Linked DNA regions of Homo sapiens: region 2 is linked to region 1. A link is a loop called in an ENCODE intact Hi-C map of the cell type or tissue named here. Cell type or tissue: dorsolateral prefrontal cortex. All regions are shown on one strand. Region 1 overlaps ARHGEF7 (Rho guanine nucleotide exchange factor 7). Region 2 has its middle 140 kb from the start of LINC02337.

Region 1 (2,500 bases):
CCTCGCGCACGTAGTTGCTGGGGAACCAGCCGGTCCGGCCGTTGAGTGTGCCCTCCCACCAGCCTCCCTCTTCCACACGGGTGACATGGATGACGTCTCCTTTTGAGAAGGAAAGCTCGTCCTCATTGGTCTGCTGGAAGTTAAACTTTGCTCTTACTACCAGTTGATTGTTGCTATTATCGGTCATGTCCTAAAAGGGGAAGAAGAGTGGGAGAAAAATTATACCAAGAACAGTCTACTTCATTATAAAATGGATTATACTTTACTAGTACAAAGGTAGCATAATTGCCCAACAGTAGAAATACATTTAGAGAAATTTCAGTTTCCTCCCTTCCAGTGCCCCATGACCACCACCAGCACCACTCCAGCCCCAGAGGACACCCTCTTCACAGCATTCAAAGGTCCTGGTCTGCCACTGTGATGCCTAATCAGACACATCCATGTGACAGAGACAGAGTCACACTACACGCACTTCTCCACAAGTCACAAAAGTTAAGACAACATGTCATTTATCTGGCAGTACTTACTGGTGCTTACATAACACTTAATGTTATGCTATATGACTATACCACTCATTATGGAACCCACTCTCCATTAGTGGATTTTTAGATTATTTCCAGTATATTTCCAGATACCATATACAGTACTTTCCTTGTGTAGACAAGGCTGCATTAAAAATATTTGTATGTCTATCTTTGAATATACCTGTAAACCAGCTATACATTAAATTCTGGTCAGAAGACATATTTATTACAGTTAACTTTTTAATACATCTTTCTAAATTGTCCTCCAAAAAGTTTCTACAAACTACACCAAGCAACATCCCCAGCAACAGTATCTAAAAGTGCTCATTTCAAACTTCCACCAACACTCAATATTGCCAAACTGACAAGAAACAGTACCTCGTATTTTAATTCGCATTTTTCTCAGAAACTGTGCATATTTTCAGATTTCTGAAAGGCAGAAAGAGGAAGGCAGAGGGGCTGGGGCCTGTTTGATTTCCATCTGCCCCGGACAGAGCTCTGGAGGCTGGAGATGCAGAACTACCAAAGCGCACAGCCTGACAACCCTAGGAGAAGCCTGCTCGTGCCGGCACAGGAGCAAGAAAAGGGCCGCCTGGCAGACCTCAGCCCCGGCCCACCCCTCTTCCCTACCACTGATGGTAAGCGAGCCCAGCCCACCTGCAACGCAGTGTCCCACAGACTGCACAGAACGTTCAGAGCTCTAGGGAACACCAGCGACATCAGCAGAGTCCAGGCCTCTATCCCCACCAGCAACATCAGCAGAGTCCAGGCCTCTATCCCCACCAGCGACATCAGCAGAGTCCAGGCCTCTATCCCCACCAGCGACATCAGCAGAGTCCAGGCCTCTATCCCCACCAGCGACATCAGCAGAGTCCAGGCCTCTATCCCCACCAGTGACATCAGCAGAGTCCAGGCCTCTATCCCCACCAGGTGGCAGCAGGTGATTCCATCTGCCCACACTGGCTTCTCCCTGCCCTCCACCCAGCCACAGGGAAGGCCTGAGACCACCCACACTTCTTGACATACAGCCCCCGCTCTACCACTAGCAGGCCAATCATCACCCCCCCATCCAGCAACACTCAGTCCCAGGGACTTGTGGGAAATAAAAGAACTTCAAACACTGGTATCAGTCTCAGAAGCTGAGTCTAAGAGGGCAGAGCTGAAAAGCAGGGTAAGAAAATATGGCTCAGAATATCCCAAATTTGACAGAAGACATAAATATACCAATCCAGGAACCTGCGTGAACCCCAACTAGTATAAACCTAAAGAAATTCAAACCAATTCATACCATAAATTAAACTTCTGAAAACTAAAGACAAAAAAGTTATTAATAAAACAGACACCTGCAGATATACAAGATCTCAAAAATTTACCTCCCACGCACCACTTTCTGAAGGAGTTAAAAATGTGCTTCTCCAAAACAGGGGAATTAACAAAAAAACTGAAAAGAAAGAGGCAGAGGAGATCTACACAGTCAGGGGGAGTGTCCCAGGTGACAATGGAAGGCGGCTCAGAGGCAGCAGCTGTGCGGCCAGCCTGGCTCACAACCAAGAGAGATTCAAGTAGGGCACAGGCTCCAAGAGCTTAGTTAATCGGGAAGAGAAGAGAAAAATTAATGTGTTTGAATGTCAAAGAGACCCTTAGAAATACGCAAAAGACTAGATCTGCAACCTGCAAAACATACACAGAAAACTAAACAAAGAAACGAGAATTACTAATTCTCGAAAACAAAATATTAGAAAGGTAAGAACAGTCATAGCATACAACGTGGCTCTGCTCCAAATATTATTCGCCTCGTCATGTTACCCTGAACACCGATCTCAGTGAAACCAGGGTGGAACTCAGCCATGGGGACGACAGGCCTAGGCATTTATGCAGGTCAAGGGGCCAGGGGAGGAAAACAGCACCAGCCCCTCTTTCTCTGTGGGAGTCCACATTGATATCACCCCAAATTAAGGAAAAACAAAAAAAAAGGG
Region 2 (2,500 bases), 240 kb before region 1:
TTTTCTCCTCTGGGTGTCACTACCTTCTCTGACAATGATGTGATGCATGCTTGACGCTTCCTCTCCTCCACTATTGCTCAAGGTCCACAGTTTACCAGTCCCAGGCGAGTGTGCAGGAGGACCAAGTCCAGGTTCTGAGCACCCAGGAACAGCGCTCACCCACCCAGGCTTACCCAGGCACAGTGCTCAACCCCACAGACACAGTGCTCGCCCACACATAGTCCTCGCCCAGGCACAGTGCTTGCCCAGGCACAGTACTCACCCAGACATAGTGCTTGCCCGCCCAGGCACAGTGCTCACCCAGGCACAGCGCTCACTCAGGCACAACACACACCCAGGCACAGTGCTCACTCAGGCACAGTACTCACCCAGACATAGTGCTTGCCCGCCCAGGCACAGTGCTCACCCAGGCACAGAGCTCACCCAGGCACAATACACACCCAGGCACAGTGCTCACTCAGGCACAGCACTCACCCAGGCACAGTACTCACCCAGACATAGTGCTTGCCCGCCCAGGCACAGTACTCACCCAGGCACAGCGCTCACCAAGGCACAGCACTCACCCAGGCACAGCGCTCACCCAGGCACAGTACTCACCTAGGCACAGTGCTCACCCATGTAGGTACAGTGTTCACCCGCCCAGGCACAGTGCTTGCCTGCCCAGGCACAGTGCTCACCCAGGCACAGTACTTGCCCAGGCACAGTGCTTGCCTCCCCAGGCACAGTGCTCACCCACCTAGGCAGTGCTCGCCAGGCCCGTGCCAGGCTCCACAATGCCACTCAGCACTGTGTTCTTCAGAACTGATTCCACGACCACGTGCCCCATCAATTGCCAGTGCCTTCTTGGCATTGCCTTCCTCAAAGGTGTTTGTGTGTTCCTTTTTAAAAAAGCGAGGAGCTACCTGGAGAGACCTGCCTGGTGAGCCTGAAAGCACACATTCTTAGAAGGATGACAATAACTCATCCTAGCTCTTCATCTCTGCCGTGGTGAAGGGCGTGAGACAAACGCAGCACCGGCTTCGTGGCTCGGTGAGTCGGCCACAGCAGCCCACAGGGACGTTCCAGCATCTCCTCACTAGATGGCGACGACCTCACAAGTTCCTAATCCATTGAGCCAGCACCTGTCCCAAGGCCAGCAACTGCTTCCAGCAGTTTCTTTAGGAAAAATATCCTGAGCAGTGCCTTGCCTTGTGGCTGAAACCATCCCTGCACCGGTCCTCACAGGAGAGGCCGAAGCTTGAGCCTGAGCTGGGGCATGCTGACCAGAGGGGCCTCACCCTGCCTGGCCCTGAGCTGCGGTTCACAATCCTGCATTATCTGCCAAGCAGAGGGAAAGGCACAACTGCAAACCACCTTCACTTGCAGCGAAGAAAAGCAAATCTGCTGCAGGCAGGAGCCCCCAGATCCCTCGCCGGGACCCACTCCACCCTGAGCAGCACGGACCTCAGGAGGCAACCAGGCCCCGAGACAAGGCCTTACAGCAACACCAGTCCAGTGTGGCCAGCAACCAGGTCTCCTCCCTAATACGGAACCCCATCTCATAAGTCAGCTTTATCATGTCTCTCATATCCCTCCTCCTTGCCCCTTTCCCCTTCTCTCTTCACTCTGTCTTCCCGCTTTCTTCCTTCTTCCCCACTCTCTCTTCTCCCTCTCTCCTCCTCTCTCCTGCTCTTCCTCTCCTTCTCCCTCTTTCCCCTTCTCCCCCTCTCTCCCTCCTCCTCTTTCCCTCTTCCTCCCCCCTCTCCCTGTCTCTCTCCCTCCCCTTTTCCTTCTTTCTCTGTCTCCTCCTCTCCACTCCTCTCCTTCTTCCCCTCTTCTTTCCCTCTTCCCCTCTTCTCTCTCTCCCTCTTTTCCTCTCCTTCTCCCTCTCCTCCTCTCCTTCTTCCTGTCTCTCTCCTTCCCCCTTTCCTTCTCTCTCCCTCCTTCTCTCTTCCCCTCTCCCCGCTCTCTCCTGCTCTTCCTCTCTTCTCCTTCCCCCTCCCTTCTCTCTCTTCGTCTCCTTCTCCTCTCCCTTCTTCTCTTCCCCTCTCCCCCACTCCCTGCCGCTCTTTTCCTTTCTCTCTCTCCCCTTCTCTCTTCCCCTCTCCCGCTCTCTCTCCCTCTTCCCCCTCCCCCTCTCCTTCTCTCTCTCCCCTTCTCTTTCTCTTTCTCCCTCCTCCTCCCCTCTCTCTCTCACACACACCCCTCCTCCACTCCTCCTTTCCCTCTAAAGCTTTCATGAGTTATTTCACAAGGAACACAAGTTCAAAACAGAAAACATGCTCTTCCCTTTCTCTTGTTCCCTATAACGTTTTTGTCAATCACTTCTTATATGAACCTAAGCTTTCTTACCCGTGAAATTTGAAAATCTTGTTTTTTTGCACCACATATGTGCACAGGATGTGTAAATCTGGACTATAAAATATAAATAACTTTTACAGTTGGTTGATAACTTTCAGTATCAGGTAAATAACATGAATCCCAGGTGGTCATGCCTCCAAAAGTTCCCTGCATCTGCAGC

The links. A loop is a pair of places that touch in the nucleus more often than their neighbours do. Peaks named below come from ENCODE experiments on the same cell type or tissue, not always from the same donor. Only the 100,000 strongest peaks of a DNase experiment are listed, where the experiment ranks them.
Region 2: a loop joins it to region 1, with 3 times the contacts of the local background. A loop is called at or near these places in 3 of 110 quality-filtered maps.

Annotation. Positions count from the first base shown.
Region 1 is chr13:111,215,369-111,217,868 of GRCh38, reverse strand. ARHGEF7 (Rho guanine nucleotide exchange factor 7) reads right to left here. Exons shown (of 22, transcript NM_001354046.2): 5 at 1-190. Among named protein-coding and RNA genes, the nearest start is that of ARHGEF7-AS1, 68 kb to the right of the region's middle. RefSeq lists an enhancer at 2,395-2,500. In dorsolateral prefrontal cortex, a CTCF peak has its summit at 1,490 (motif pointing right); DNase peaks (open chromatin) are centred at 16 and 1,471; H3K4me3 peaks cover 908 bases; H3K27ac peaks cover 2,419 bases.
Region 2 is chr13:111,459,291-111,461,790 of GRCh38, reverse strand. No RefSeq gene overlaps it. Among named protein-coding and RNA genes, the nearest start is that of LINC02337, 140 kb to the left of the region's middle. In dorsolateral prefrontal cortex, a CTCF peak has its summit at 1,086 (motif pointing right); a DNase peak (open chromatin) is centred at 1,080; H3K27me3 peaks cover 685 bases.